Linked DNA regions of Homo sapiens: region 2 is linked to region 1. Evidence: chromatin loops called from intact Hi-C (ENCODE). Cell type or tissue: GM12878. All regions are shown on one strand. Links, peaks and the distances in the headings refer to the core of each region. The heading gives the core; the rest is flanking DNA.

Evidence for each region. A loop is a pair of places that touch in the nucleus more often than their neighbours do. Peaks named below come from ENCODE experiments on the same cell type or tissue, not always from the same donor. Only the 100,000 strongest peaks of a DNase experiment are listed, where the experiment ranks them.
Region 2: it touches region 1 in a loop (7-fold over the local background); 2 of 110 quality-filtered maps call a loop at or near these places.

The regions. Positions count from the first base shown.
Region 1 is chr12:24,834,471-24,842,811 of GRCh38, reverse strand. It overlaps BCAT1 (branched chain amino acid transaminase 1), which reads left to right. Exons shown (of 11, transcript NM_005504.7): 7 at 588-730; 8 at 6,216-6,301. BCAT1-AS1 (BCAT1 antisense RNA 1) reads right to left here. Exons shown (of 4, transcript XR_007063245.1): 4 at 6,257-6,335. Among named protein-coding and RNA genes, the nearest start is that of BCAT1-AS1, 19 kb to the right of the region's middle. RefSeq lists a silencer at 3,011-3,200. In GM12878, for the core only: a CTCF peak has its summit at 6,245 (motif pointing right); DNase peaks (open chromatin) are centred at 3,291, 4,101 and 6,247; H3K4me3 peaks cover 1,009 bases; H3K27ac peaks cover 3,305 bases.
Region 2 is chr12:24,123,598-24,131,938 of GRCh38, reverse strand. It overlaps a transcript of SOX5 not described here. Among named protein-coding and RNA genes, the nearest start is that of MIR920, 85 kb to the left of the region's middle. In GM12878, for the core only: no CTCF peak of the experiment used is centred there; DNase peaks (open chromatin) are centred at 3,428 and 3,938.

The DNA.
Region 1 (8,341 bases), core at 35-8,034:
GGCTTTTGAAATACTTTTTGGTCAACATCGAGACTTTTAACATTTGTCCTATCTTTTAGGGGAATTTAGACATTGGGCATTATGTATTCCTTGGATACATTAAAAGGTGTTAGATAAGAGCGCTCACACTTGCTGCTCTTCTATTGCAACTTGACAGAAGTTACTTCTCTAAACCTTAGTTTCTCATCTGAACAATGGAAATAATGATAGTGTCTATCTCATAGTATTGGTGTGAGATTTAAATGAAATAATTCATGTAAAATTGCTTGGTGTGTGGAAACATAGTAACTTTTAACTGTTCTCATTAACTTGGCTATTTACCTGTGTTCTTCTATCATTACATTTCAAGTTAAAATTTCAAGGTTTCACGTTGTTCTCTCTCCAATGAATGCAGTTAAATCACTTAGATTTTCTAATGAGTTTTCCTTTAATGTTATGCAGTTGACTAGAGAGTGTATATATATTAAGAACATAATACCTTCACTATGTCCACATGTGAATTAAGAGCTTGAGGCTATCAGAGGGTAGAAGATGAGGGAGTGGGGATGAAGTATGTTTGTAACCTGTGTATTTTCTCTTTCTTAAAGGAATTACGGCTCATCTCTTTTTGCCCAATGTGAAGCAGTAGATAATGGGTGTCAGCAGGTCCTGTGGCTCTATGGAGAGGACCATCAGATCACTGAAGTGGGAACTATGAATCTTTTTCTTTACTGGATAAATGAAGATGGAGGTAATCCACTCAGATTTCACTGTGTGCATTTCTCAGTCATTTTCAACAGGACCAGAAAGACAAGAGCTAGAAACTTAGTACAAGGGAGTAAGTAGCACAGTTCCAAAGGCTAAGTAAGGACTACTGTGCTTTTGCTGCCCAAATAGACACAAGTTTCTTTTTTTTCTTTCTTTCTTTTTTAAAGAGGTGGAGTCTCACTATGTCACCCAGGCTGCAGTGCAATGGTGTGATCTCAGCTCACTGCACCCTGGTTCAAGCAATTCTCCTGCCTCAGCCTCCCGAGTAGCTGGGATTGCAGGAGCCTGCCACCATGCCCAGCTAATTTTTGTATTTTTTTTTTTAGTAGAGATAGGGTTTCACCATGTTGGTCAGGCTGGTCTTGAACTCCTGACCTCAGGTGATCCACCGGCCTTGGCCTCCCAAAGTGCTGGGATTACAGGTGTGAGCCACTGCACCCGGCCGAGTTTCGATTTAAAGAAGCTCTAGAGGTTTTTTGTTTTTCGTTTTTTGTTTTTCTGGCTCTAGATGTACTGATTATTGAGATACTGAGATGTCACATTAAGGGATTTAAGTTACCATGATTGGAAGATTTGCTTCCTTATCCCTTCTGCAGTTCCCCAACAATTTTCCTATCTGAACACCTTGCATTGAGACACAGGTCTCAGATCAGGTCAATGGTCATTCACCATATACCGTATATAAAATGCTAGAGTAATAAATGCAGTGTACTGATTCTACTGGAAGGATTTTGTGTACTCTCTGGCTGTAATTGTTTTAACAATTGTTGCCTTTTCTACATATTTTGAAAATGTATCACAATCTCTCCAAATTTACTCTAGAACTCAATCTGATTAAAGAGCACCATTTTAAAAGATAAATCAATGTATCTTGGGATTGTAACTAGATCCTGGTTCATTCAAGACAATTTCATATATCCACTATAGATATCAATATTTCTCTATTATCTTTAATATCCTGAGTACTCATTACTTTTCTTTGCTGTTTTTTTTTATTAGTTGGCAGAGACCATAGGGGTTCAGTGAAGTGTTGGCAACGTGTATGATATTGAATTAAATGGCCAACGGTGGGAGAAAAACAGGCATTTATTTCTATTAGAATTTTGATAATCATACCAAATTTAGAAGCGTATTTTTAGACTTGTTTACATTCTTAGGTTGTTCATTTCACAGTAGTAATTATAGAGACTAGAAATATAAATGATGTTTCCAAATACTTATGAAGTCTCAGTGTTAGTAGTTTCAATTAAATTTTTTAAAATGCAGTTTATATTTGAAAGTAGCTACAGTAGCCTCTCTTGCTCTAATGTTATTTGGCTACAAAAAGAGGAAAATGGTAATTTAGATGTGGCTGAATTCAGAGCTAAGTACTAATTTTAGTGTTAGTTGCAGAGACTAACAAGATGAGTCTTATACTGCAGTCAGAGGTAGAATAAACAGAAGATATGGTGAGTAAGCCTTGTCCTGGGCTTGGCCATTGGTAGTCCTTGGCATATGAAAAACCAGATACAGATCATTCTCATCCTTCCATTCCTGCTGTTTGTACTTGGCACTGTTTGAAAATAAAATTTATACAGGAATATTTATGATTTATAAATTTGAGTTACTGTATGTGACATATAACAAAAGCTACACTTGGAAGATTGTAGCCAGTGTTGACCTCTGCACTTAGAAGATAATAGGCCGATTCAACCCTTCTTCCCATCTGCCCACTCTTACCCCCACCCCAAACTCCACCAAAAAACCACACAGCTCAAAACAAAAACAGTTACATCATTCAGAGGTGGTACCATCATTATTTTTATGGATGGGAGATGTCAGAATTTAAGTACACTCTGAATCAGAGCTACATGATTTAACCAGAAACACCAGAAACTGTCCTGGTGGAAAATTGTTCTTTATCCAAACAATAATCATGAAACATTTCCACCATGGCTTTTAAAGGTCAGAATAGAAATGAGTGAGTTTGTCTTCTGCCTCTTGCAAAATATACAAGACCTTAAGACTGTTAGTTACTATTCAGATTATGGTTGCCTGGGATAACTTTAGTTTTAATATACTCCTTCACTTTGGGGATGTTCATCTAACAGAACAAATAAAATTCAGAATAAGGAGAAAGGAAATAGAATATATATTTGAAGTAAATAGAATGTTAGGAAAAACCTTTGGGCTAAAAAAAAAGACATGCAATTCTGAAGTAACTTTGATTTATATCATATGATTTTAAGAAAATACAATGAACAAACGAGTTGAAAATCAGCACAATACTGATTTTCACAAACGTTACCGATAGGAGGTATAAACAGAGTTCTTTCGGTAATAGCCTGCCGTCTTTTCATGAGCGCCCACACACACTGCTCCTGTTGGTTGAGATGGCTGGTGCAGGAAGGTGGATGGGGTGGTGGATAGTGTGTGTTCAAAGCACAGTGCTGTGCACAGTCACTATGTGTGGCACTCAGCTTGTAACTCATGGGAGTTTTGATTTCAGTAACAGCACCCATGGTGGCAAGATCACACATCATCACTCTGTTGATGAGTAATTTAACCCATACGCTTGCTATTCACCATTTGAACAAAGCATTGTATCATATCCTGGACCCTGGAGATACCCTGAAAAATAAGACCCAGGCCTTGTGGTTGAGTTCACAGTCACTTTGGGAAAACAACCACAGCAGTGAATCTCGGTATTGCTCAGGCCACATCATGAGTCTTCTCGGACACGTCAGGCGTGTATACGGACTCGACTTGGAGCACTCTTCCTCAGATGTCTGTACCGCTTGCTCTTTGACATCCTCCAAATCTTTGCTTACAAATCCCATTCTCAGTCTGGCTTTCCTTGAGCTCTTAATCAAAATCATAAACTCCATTTCCCATTTCTCCTCAGCATTCCAGCATTCTCCATTGCTTTTCCTTCTTTGTTTCCCCCTGTGTAGTCTAACATACTATCAACACAATAAATGTTTACCTGTGTCTATTAGAAAGTAAGCAGGGAGATATGTCAGTTTTGTTCACTGCTGTATTCATAGAGCTTAAAACGGTAAACAGCACTCAATATGTATTTGTAGAATAAATGGCTAATTGTGCTGATGGTGTTTAGGGCACTTATGCAGACCTACATTCCTGGTTTCCATTAGTGTTTGACTTTGGGAAGTCACAGATGAATCCTGCTGTTATTGCTTCTAAATTCCTCATCTCCTAAAAATGACTTCTTTGTCAAAAACAAGCTGCATTTGTAGGTTCTGTTTTCCTCATGTTGGGCAATCTGGAGTGATTTCTGGCTCTTGTAAGTATGTTTGTGGTTGCAGAGGAAAATGAATATTTCTCACCCAAATGTTGTCATGTCATCATCTCTGTCTGGCAACCAGAGAAGCAGATGTTCTGTTCCTTGACCTCAGGCTAGTGGTTACAGTTCTGGGTGTTAAACATGTTTCACAAAACAGCACTTGCACATGCGGGGCTGCTGTTTTCATTTAACTTCATGTAGTCTCAGGGCTCAGCAAGCTTTAGGAAAGGTCCGGTTTGGGGGCACTGGAAGTGTGTGTGTGTGTGTACATATATATACACACACAAATAGATCCATACATTTATGTATCTAGTTGGCTAGCTATTGCAAAACACATGTTTATTTTGAGATCATCAACACTTCTAAACATGACAAAGAGTAGCCCTAAGAACATTGCCAAGAACAAATTTTCTCCTTTCCAGAAAGCAATTTTCAGCAGATGATTTTCAGAAACAAAATTCAAAAAAGCCATACTGCTGTATCCTAGCAAAGATAACTTATTCGTTTATTTTTTACTCAAAAACATTTATTATATACACTCTGGGCTAGGCACAATGCCCAGTTTTGAGGATAGAAGGATGAAGATAGAGTTTGGTATTCCAGATAGAGCTTGATTGTTGGGCATGTCTGATGTAACCCCAGTGGAGTGGGCGAGCCTAGAACCACCATGTATTGAGGGAGAGGGTGGTGGCCTCAGTGTCAGGACTCACTAGATTCAGACTCCTGGGTGTCAGAAGTGGGGAGGAAAGGGAGATGCTGAGTGCCAGAGGGTACTGTAAGGAGAGCTTGTGCAGCTGATGGATCATGCATGATGCCTGTGAACAATTGTCCTACTAGACCTCACAGTAGTTAGGGATGTCTGCAGTCATCTCACAGTAGAGCAGTAGCTCAGCTTTGGAGTTTTGTTTCTTGAATGTCTTCTTTTTTAACCGTACACGTGCTTGAGCTCACTCTGATAAGCCCATTACATTTGAATCTCAGAGAGCAAAGGCAGCATCTCCATACTTGTTGCTGATGCTCCACCAGGTTTGAAAATCACTAAAGATAGACTCTTAGGCTGGGTGCGGTGGCTCACATCTGTAATCTCAGCACTTTGGGAGGCCGAAGTGGGCAGATCATCTGAGCTCAGGAGTTCGAGACCAGCCTGACCAACATGGTGAAACCCCGTCTCTACTAAAAATACAAAAATTAGCCAGGCGTGGTGGCGCGTACCTGTAATCCCAGCTACTCAGGAGGCTGAGGCAGGAGAATCACTTGACCCTGGGAGGCAGAGGGTGCAGTGAGCTGAGATGGTGCCACTGCACTCCAGCCTGGGTAACCTAAAAAAAAAAAAAAAAAAAAAAAATTAGACTTTCCAAGGGCAGCGTGGAAGCAGTGACCAGCCTGAGTAGGCACGCACACTTCTTGGGGATAGCCTCCTCCATAGCATTCTTAGAAGGTTTGGTAATGACCAGTTTTTCTGAGTAAGACCCTATCTACATTATTCTAATTAGTAACCACCTTTCATCTGCTAAGGTAAATTTTCACTTCAGAATATTCCTCTTAAGACCATGCAATAACTCTTACTGTTTGTTGGTGGAAAACCATCTCATTATTTTACTGGTTAAGGGTAAACTGAAGATGATTAGATAACTTTCCTTCCTTCCCTCCCCCCTTCCTCCCTTCCTTCTCTTTCTTCCTTCCTTTCTCCCTCCCTCCCTCCCTCTCTCTTTCTTTCCTTCTCTCTTTCTTTTCTTTTCTTTTTTCTTTCTTTCTTTCTTTTTTCTTTCTTCCTTCCTTCGTTCCTTCCTCCCTCCCTCCCTCTCTCTCTTTCTTTCTTTCTCTTTTCTTTCTTTCTTTCTTTCTTTCTTTCTTTCTTTCTTTCTTTCTTTCTCTCTTTCTTTTCTTTCTTTCTTTCTTTCTCTTTCTCTTTCCTTCCTTCCTTCCTTTCTTTCTCTCTCTCTCCTTCCTTCCTTCCTTCTTTCCTTCCTTCCTTCTTTCCTTCCTTCCTTCTTTCTTCTTTTTTTAAATAAGGGTCTACCTGAAGTGTGAACTGATTTGGGAAATTTGATCATGCAGAACAGTAAAATTTTCTTTATGTTTGTTGCTAGCAAAATTGTGATGGTTTTTTAAAAAAATGGCTATTGATAATAAGGCATGCCTAATGTAGTGAAAGTTTGAAAATGTCCCAATTTCTGATTGACAGAAGAAGAACTGGCAACTCCTCCACTAGATGGCATCATTCTTCCAGGAGTGACAAGGCGGTGCATTCTGGACCTGGCACATCAGTGGGTGGGTGCCTTTGATATGAACAACTTTTGTAAGCCTGAAATAAAAAATAATCAAAATAAGCCCAGCCTAGTGTTGAAATAATATCCTGTGGTTCCAACCAATGTTATCTAATCTTTAAATTCTAACGTGAATGAAAAGTATTCTTCTAGAAGGGCTTTCTTGGCAAGACTATTAAAATAAGTATTGTTGATAGCAAGGGCAGAGAGAAACCAGTTTAGCAAGATGTCATAGTGGAGAAGTATTCTAGTAGTAGTCTCAGTCTACCAGGTATCTCCCACCAACTTTTGTCTGGTTCATACCTGATGTGCTTCCATCCAGACATTCCTTAACTTCCCAAGTCTGTGTTGCTTCCAAATGGCAATGATACTTCTTCCTTTCCTTTATTTATACCAGTGTAACCATGCTTGCCGTAGAAATGAAATAATTTCACTGACATATAAATGTTTACTAATATAACATTATTGGTTTGACTGCCTTCTTTTTCTCTCTGTCCTACCCCCATCCTCCAAAATTCATATACATGCCTATTTTAAAATCAGAACATGCAAGCAAATGTAAAGTTGTTTTCAGTAGACTTTCAAATTCGTGTGACACAGGCAAGCATATTAAACAATTTGGTGGACCGGGTGCAGTGGTTCATGCCTATAATTCTAGCATTTTGGGAGGCCAAGGCAGGAGGATCACTTAAGCCCAGGAATTCGAGACCAGCCTGGGCAACATAGTGAGACCCCGAATCTACAAAAAAATCAAAAACATTAGCTGAACATGGTGGTACATGCCTGTAGTCCCAGCTACTTGGAGGGGCTGAGGTGGGAGGATGGCATAAGATCTGGAGGTCAAGGTCGCAGTGAGCTATGATCAAGCCACTGCACTACAGCCTGAATACAGGGTGAGACCATGTCTCTAAAAGTAAATTAAATAAATAAATAAATAAATAAATAAATAAATAAATAAATAAAATAAAATTTAAAAAGGTTTGGTTTTGGAAATGACGTAATGTATTCAAGACAAATTATTGAATGAATTGGGTGTCTGGTAAAGGTTCTTGGATGGAACTTTTGACCCAGGTGTTAAAATGGTCTCCAAAGAACATGAAAAGGCTTTGAGCTTACTGTGGTCAAAGAGTACTAGTAGTAATAGGACAAATGTTTAGAAACACACACGTTATCTAGGAGCATACCAGCATGGTTTCTCTGGAAAAGACTTTCAAAATAGATGAAATGTGCTATAAATAATTCTACAAAACCCTGAAGTAGACAAGACCCAACTGCTACATGCTGGCTGGCGCATTGGGCATGACATTTACAAACCGTTGGTATAATTTTCAAACAGCTTGCCCTGTCCTAAATATGTTTGCAATTGGAAAGATATTTTTGAAGCTCAGTAATTTTTGTTTTATTAAAGAAAAATATCAACCAAGTACAGAAGGTTCGACGACAAGTTGCAAGTGGAAATACTTTCCCACACTAATGATTTGCTAGCATGAAAAATAGGTTATTATGGAGGAAATTTTTTCTTGACTTCATAGCTGTAATTTATTTTAAAAGCTATTTTAAAACATGAGACGTGAAATGCCAAGAGGCATGTAGGGGGTCACCACTATTTGCCAGATAGGGGAAATTGTCCAAAGATAAGTAAGGGTGAGCAGAGCAAAAACAATTCTGCTTATTTACAAAAGAGTTTTCTTTTCTTTTCTTTTTCAGGACACAGAACTCAGCTTGTTTTCAATTAATTTGCCTGATTTTCTGCAGTTCATTTACTTTTGAACAACATAATTGCAATTGTAGACTGAGAGAAATTGAAACTTTCAAAGAGCCATATTTCTATTGCAGATATATTTTCCTGCTCTTCCAAATCTACTTACAGCATGAGTTCTTCTTTTAAATATTCAAATATTTTGAATATTGCCAAGAGCTTTGATTTCCATTTTTATCTCTTGTGGGTTTATAAATTAAGAAAAAATACTCATCTTATTTTTTTAAACCTCTCTATTTTTATTGCCCTTTATTCAAATAACTTGTTGACAAACTTTGAACTTGA
Region 2 (8,341 bases), core at 64-8,063, 710 kb after region 1:
TGAGAGATAAAAAAGAAAAAATGCAGGAAATCTAGTCCGTGTAGACAAAATGTATAGGTCATGGATTTGTACCCAACCATCCTGTGAAGTCTAAAAATACTTGTTTTAAACAAAGACACCATTTTAATAAAACAGATGTGTACCCCTCTTTTCTCCCTCTCTTTTTTGCACATAGCCTACACATGGCAATCACATGAATTTATTCTGTGTGCCATTATTCACATAGTTCATAATTCCTAAAGTATAAATAACAGCAGCTGCAGAGCTAAAATCATCCACCTGATATTCACTTCTGTTGTACATTTTCATCTTCTGCATATTCTTACAGTGAGATTATAAATATATGTAAAGTTAATGCTGCATATTTAAAGTGTTAGTTTAGTAATGCATTCTAATTTAAAATGGATTATTCTTAAATTGTGAAATGTAATCAAGTGGTATAAATAAATAAGTTCAATGAACAATCATTGGGCCTTTATTTATGTGATAGATGCCGTACTATATTCTGGGTTTTGAAAAATGCATTCAATATCTCTTGCCCGCTAGGAACTCCCAGTCTAATGTCAAATCATGTCACAGAAGTAAAACTCTGCAACATGGTGTTATAAATGCTATAATAAAGACATTTACACAATACTGTAGGTGTACCCAGGAGAGTTAATAACTCAGAGGAGAATTAGTACAATTAGCATGTAGATCCTAAACACATGCTATGCATATTTTACCTGTTAATCTTAACACAAAGATTAGAACATTTTATGCTTTCTGGTTTACTATCTTCACCTCTAATTGGGTTATTAAAATAATTTTGATGGTGCAAAAAATAACTCAGAGGAAGTAGGTAAAAGTTTCAGATGAGCTATCATTGGAGTTGAATCTTAAATGATAAATTTTTGAAGGCAATTCAGAGATTCTAGTTTAGATAATTAGATGAATGGCAATAGTGTAGCTGGAACTCAGAAGGCAGTACAGGTTTCAGGAATGGAAAACAGTGAGTCACTTGTGGCTGTGTTAGATGTTAGATGTCCTAGGTAGGAATATGGAGCTGGTATGTAGAATAGAAATGAGGGTTGAAGACAGGCATTTGGCAGTCTTTGAGTTATCCAAGCTAGCTTAAAAAAGCCATGAGTTGCACCAATATGCTTGTGTAGAATGCATAGAGGAAAAAGAGAAATGGCCACAGGGAAGCAGCCAGCAAAAGGTGAGAAGAGACAGCCATGGTCAGCTCTGTGAATTCCTAAGATAACTGCAGCCACTGCCTCCTCTCTGTTCTCCTGAAGGTGCTGGACCCTGTCTCCTTTTCTCTTCTCTTTGTCTTCTATGTCTATAGTCATTGGTCTAGGGAAGGAGGCTCTTGTTTTTCCTTTGCTGCTCCTCCCAGCAAACCATTCTTTACTCAACTTCATTCATTGAAATGAAATATCTATATATGAATAAGTTAACAATGCAGGATTTCAAAGTTTAGCACAGATTTGAGCAGGATTAGATTTATGTGAGATCCACACAGAACATGATTTTATACCACCTGCCCTCTTTCTTATACCTATAAGCAGATTGTTTTGAGCCTTTTATGTTCTCTGTCAATATATTTCTTACTCATTGGAGCTAAAGAGACTTTCAAAAGACATAGTGACCACCCACATTATTCACCCCAGATGCGTCGCTTTCTTCAGTAACCTAATGTGGTAATTTTATTGAGGACCGGAATGTATTAGGTCCTTCATTCCTATATGTATTTTCACATCACTGCTTTCAAATGTGCTATTTCATGTCTACCTTCCATGCTCCTTGGTTATATTTCTAGCAGATCCTGTAGTTCCCTCTCACACTTGTATTCTTTTTTTTTCTTGCTTCTCCTAGAGACAAGCACGATTAATAATTTCCTAAGTATCTTTCCAGATACATGCAATATACACTATCTTAAATATACACATACATACATGCAGGCATGTACACACAAGCACACATGTGCATTTTTAGTTTGAGTTTTTACCATGGGCATGTTAGAACTATTTAAAATAAAATGTGTTGAAATCTCCTCTAAAAGAAAATAAAACAAATGGACAAAAACCTAAAACTCTAACGTTGGCTTTTCAATCTCTTTAATCTTTAACTTTAACCTTCAAAACTTTCTCCCAATATTTTTGAATACTCTTTATTAAATGTGTCTCCCTTGATATAAGTTAGGACTCCCAGTTGTAGTGAGATAAACTAGTTTGATTTCAGAACCTCTCTTTCACTCTGCCTCTTTTGTATTCTTCTGGTTGACTCTGCTCCGATTTATTATCTGAGGCTCAGGCTGAACTCAGGCTTTTGCGATGCTGGCAGCCCCAGCTCTACATTGGAATGGACGGTCACCCTCCATGTGCAATTAAAAAATATCCAGAGAAGACCTCATTTGGGTATATGCCCATCCATCCCTGCACAATTTTGTTGAGGCCACTGAGTTCAGGCACAGTGCCAGGCATGGACCACGTGTACTCCCAAAAGTATGGGAGAGGAACACCCCAAAGAAAAGGGGTTTTGATCAGATAAGGAATGGATAACACACTGGGTAATAAAATTGTAGTTAATAGAGTCCGTAGCATTACTTTAAAAAAATTAGTAAAGGGTACATTAGTCATGACAAAAACAATATTCCTATTGTACTGAACTTGTTTTTAACAGACGTAGACTAAAGCTGTTAATATGTTGCTAATGACAATAAGGGGTTTATTCAAATGAAAAGGTGTTTAACATTCTTTCAAAAGAACCTTCATAATGGATGTATTTTCAATATTTTCTCTAAATTATTCTTTGCTTTAAATTAGTATCATCCATCCAACTGATTATACCCATTATAATCACAATGTGAAGTTAAGTCATGACTGAATGTTTGTGTAGGTTAATAGTAGTCAGATGTCCTTGTAAATGTGCATAATTGCGTTTAAATCCATCAGCAAATCCCAGTGTTTCTATTCACAAAGTATATCTTGAAGCTCTCCATTTCTATGTGTTTTCCATTGCCACCTTCCTAGTCCACCATCGTTTTTCTCCTGGACTCCAGCAATAGTTTCCCACCTGGCCACTTTGCCTACTCTCTCTTCCCAACCCCACAAATCCATTTCCTACACAACAGCCCAAGGACGATATCAATCAGATTATATTATAATCATATCATGTTATTCCCCTGTTTAAAGCCCTCCAATAGCAGCTCATTATACATGAATTAAACCTAAAGTCTTTGCCATGACCAAAAAGGCCCTGCGGGTTGTGGCTTCTGCTTACCTCTGTCACTTCCATTTTGAGAACATGCCGAAAGCTGTCCCCAAATCAGGGCCTTTGCATACACTGTTCCCACTGTGTAGAACCGCCCCCTTCTCACATCTGCCTCACCACGTCTGGCTTTTCATCCTTTAGGTCTCAGCCAAAATATCAAGTTTCGAGAGGTCTTTTTTTGCTACCCTATCTAAATTGTCGCTCACTCTTTACTGCTAGCATTTCACCATGTTTGTTTTCTTTGTATGCTTACAATTACAGTATTTGGTATCATTTTGACTGTTTATTTCCTCTCTCCCCCACTAGTTGTCTGTTTCATGAGCAAGGAGTAAAGGTTAATGCCTGTTTCATTCACAGGGTCCTGTTAATAGCACAGGGACTGGCACAGAATTTTTTTCCTCAGAAGATGCTTATCAAATGACTAACAATGAATTTAGTAACCTCTTTAAGTAACTGTATCCATTTGATAAGCTATTTTTAAATATCCTTGTGTATGATAATAATACAAATAACAGCAAAACCCACAATAGCAGCACACTGCTAAAAAGAGAAAGTTTATTAAGGTGAGACCGAAACAAAAGATAACAATAAACCCTCCAGTGAAGTTAACTGAGGTTGAATGCTTACAGGAGGAGGAGAATACCACCACTAAAAACTAGTTTGATTTATGGTGTAAAACATTACTCATAAGAAAGAATTTTTCACCAAATCCTAGGAGGCTGTGCTAGGTATCTGCCCGATCCGATCTATTTCCCTAAGGGAAATGGTAGACTCTCTTGGGAACTGTGGGCTGATCTGAAAACTGTAGGGTGCAACCTATATACAAATTAGACCAAATGAGACGGTGTTGCCTCTAATGCACTCACTTCTCTATGTGATTGGTTTATGCATCAGGCTTCCCTTCCCCAGGTGGGGTGAGGTGGTATTGGGGTGGAAGCAGGGGGCATGTATCATACCCCTCCCAAAGAGAGTGGTGATTTTTTATCTCACTGGGGAGGCACACTAAGAAGGTTTAAAAATGTAAATGCCTTGTCAAGGCTGTAAAACAAAGATATAGTCTCCTTTTATTCCCACACTGTGGCAACAGCTGAAGTGATCACAAAAGTGTGGCGGAGAAGCTTAGGATCTTCCTCAATATCTACCTTCAAGGTGGCTTAGAGATAAATGTAGGAATATAGAAATTCAAAAGTATTGCAGTAGTGACCTGATAGCATTAATAAGATAATGAGGTAAACTAGATAACCAATTGGTATTATTATTATTATTATTATTATCATTATTATTATTATTGAGATAGGGTCTAGCTCTATTACCCAGGCTGGAATGCAGTGGGGCAGTCTCAGCTCACAGCTGAACCCACCTCCTGGGCTCAAGCAATCCTCCCACCTGAGCCTCCTCAGTAGCTGGGACTACAGGCATGCGCCACCATGCCTGGCTAATTTTTGTATTTTTTGTAGAGACAGGGTTTTGCCATGTTGCCCAGGCTGGTCTCAAACTCCTGTGCTCAAACAATGATCCATCTGCCTTGGCCTCCCAAAATGCTGGGATCACAGGCATGAGCCACTGTGCCTGGCATCAACTTGTTTTACTATATCTGGTCTTCATTTGGAAGTATTATGACATTTATAATGTGCAATCTTATGTTAAATGCATTTGTAGTATGTACTAATTATATAGTATTTAAACATGTAGCCATAAAACTGTTCATTTGAGTTTCAAGGCAGACATCCCTAAGAAGCCTTTTAAGATGAGATCTGAAACAGGATGTAGTTAAGTGAAAAGTTCGAAGAAAGGGAGGAGTTCCATATAGGGAGACATTTGTGTGAAGGTGGATGTGAGATGACCCCCATCATGTTCAGTGACCCCAGAAAGAGCAGCATACTAGAGTCCCGAGGGCAGCAGAGACCAAACATGCCCAGTGACAAGGTGGAGAGCACCTGCAGCTCGATTGTGAAGCATCCCGTAAACATTTGCAGGATTTGGGCAGAAAGAACCCAAAGTAGTTATTTTAGCTAGGGAATGCAATTGTCGGGTTTACATTATGAGACAATGTTTCTGTGGCTTATTTCATCATTCCAAACAAAAGGTGCTAATGGGCTGAATAGAATGGAGGTGGTGGAGATGCCGAGAAGTGGCAGATTGAAAACTTATTAAATTTTGTAGACTCTGCAGCACAGTGTTATTTATTTGTTAGATTATTTATTAGTAAGGATAGCATGGTGTGAAGAGAGGAATAAGGGTGCTATCCTGGTTTTCGCTTTGCAGGGTGCTTCGTGGTGGCCTTACTGAAATAAGGAATGCCGAGAGTGGCACCCACATGAATGGGTCCTGTTTTGAGCACACGAATTTTGTATTTTCTGAAAGGCCTGTAATGGAGATGTTGAGTAGATATTTGGATTAAGTGGGCGTTGGGACATGCTATAAGGATACAGGGAGAAATATAGATTTGGAAGGCATTGGCATGGAAGGGGAATTCAAAACAAGGGAGTGGATATGATTATACAGGGAATTAAAAGAGGGCTTACATACAGACATAGCCCTGAGGAACTTCAGTATTCAAGGTATGGGCTGAGGGGGAAGTGGATTTACAGAGAAGGCTAGAGGAGAGAACCTTGGAACAGGTCCTACTGGAAGAGAACCTGTAAATTGGAGTGTCCTGACATCTCAGAGGAGAGATCCTGTAGGAAAGGAAGTGCCCATGGCCATTGAAATGCCATTGAGATGCCAAGCAAGATACGGATCTGAAAGGCCCTCTTGGATTCACTGGTTATTAGAGGCCTAGCTCCACTCTTCGTCCTGGGAAGGATGATGGTACAGAAACCAGAATGGTGTGGGTGGAGAAGAGAATAAAAATTGAGAAAAATATCCCCAAAAGAAAGCTCCAGACCTATCTGCCTTTGGAGGTAAAGTGATATCCAGGGAAAGATTTTTGTTTTCTTTTAGGTTTTTAAGATGAAATAGACTTCAGGTAATTTGAATGCTGAAGGAAGGAAATGGAGAGGTTAAAGTGTAGGTATTAAAAATGTGTATTATTTTAACCTTAACACATCTGTTAAACCATCATAGAGACGATTTCTCAGTATTCCCTAAGTTTTCCTTTTACTGCTACTCAGAGATCGTGTCCAAGAGAGTTGGGAAAACAGAAGGGGCAAAATGGTACCTGTAACGACGGGGAGGCAAGATGTTATTTCATGCTTGATGCAATATCTTAGCAATGTATTACCACAGATGTCATAAGGCCTCAGTAACTATTTGCTAAATGACAGAATAACTGTTTTGTACCTCATGCTATTTCTAATGAAAAGGAAAATAATAGAAAAGGAGAAGAAAGGGGTTTGGAAGTGGGAGTGATTGGGATTCAGGGAAAGAAAACTGGTGGTGAGGAGAAGAAAGGAAATGAGAAATAAGCCCATAACTGGTGTTTTCTAATGAGATCTATGTTTTATGTCTTCGAGATCTTTATATCCTTCATGAAATTGCTCTGAGATTCCTCCTTTAGGGAAAGTTTGGCCTATGTAATAAATTCATACACAGAAGTTTTACAATGGGGAATTGTATTTGCATTGAAAATAAGGGTTTTTATATATTTTTGACCTAGGATTAAAAGCCAGTCTAATTTTGATGTAATTCATAATTCTCTCTTTTAGAAAAAATGGCTATATTTATAATCATCAGAAAATGGCTCCATCTTACTTTCACAGAGATTCTCTTTGTGCTTAGAGTTTGAGGAAATCTATGATATCACTACATTATTTAGAATGGAATCTGGAGGAAAACAAAACCCTGTTTTACACACGAATGTATCTGAATATGTGTCACAAATGCTACTATCATGTATTTATGGTTATTCTTCATTTCTTATATGCTGAATGACTAAATTATAATAAAGGCTGAATAACCCCTTTTAGGTTTAGAAAGGATAGTGGCTATCTTTGAGAAATATTTTATTCCAATTAGTCCATTAGTCTCCACTGGAGACCAGTGGTGAATGTAGCTTACTGGACTCTAATTCTTCTTCTTTTCAAAGTAAAAGATTCTTGATCAACTTTGTATCATACTGTAGTCCTGGGGATCCACCCAAAATCCTTTTCTTTTTCTTTTTTTCTTTTTTTTTTTTTGTCCCATTCCTCAAGTGATTTATACAAGAACATTTGCATAATGGAAGGTAATTTTAATGTATGCTAATTTCCATGAGGCCTGCACTTTCAGATTGTTCTTTTTGCTGGAGGAATGACTGAAGTGTCCCAAGCATTTGACTTTTCACCCTCTTGTGTGAACTTCTCCGTGAATGGTTTTGTTAGGAAAAACCACGCTCCAAATGTTCTGTGGCCATTAGAAGAGACCTGTTGTATGCATAGCATCATTCTGCTTTCCAAGTAATTTCTATGCAGATGGTATACAGCAAAATTTTTCTGCCTTACATTAAAATCTGCATCAACCAATAAGAATGATTTGCTCCTGAGCAGACACAAATGAAGGATTATTGTGTGGGAGGAGAAGTACAAGTACAAAGTGGATCAGGACAGCAGGTGGGACCAAAGGAGGATACAGGTCCTTTTAAAATTCTTAATTAAAAAAAGAAAAATAGCATATTGTATTTAATAGGATCCTATTACTATTCTAGATTTCTTTCCAAAATGAAGCTCCACAGAAGTATTTTAACCAGCCATGCAATTGCATTTTAAGAATCGACTTAACTATCAACTTTTTAGCACAAGGTGAGACTCTTGCATTTAGCATGCAACTTCTGGAAGAATGTAGTGAGAGTGAGTGAGATTGGGATCGCCTACCAAGCTGGGAGTGCCAGCTGCTCAACCCTGGTGCTCAATACAGGGAGGATGTTTGAGGAAGAACTTCATATCCTATATGTCAGTGATGATATGCAGTTTGCTTTGGTACACACAATTGTAACTGTTTCTCTGTTTTGGAATATGCCTGATGGTATTTATGCCAAAATGATTTATAGTCGACTCCTGGTTGAATCTGAAAGTTGGGACAAGGAATAAGAAGAAAGGTGTATATCTTATTGTAATTTATATTGCTTTTGAGATATGCTCTATAACTTACTGCAGCATATGCAACT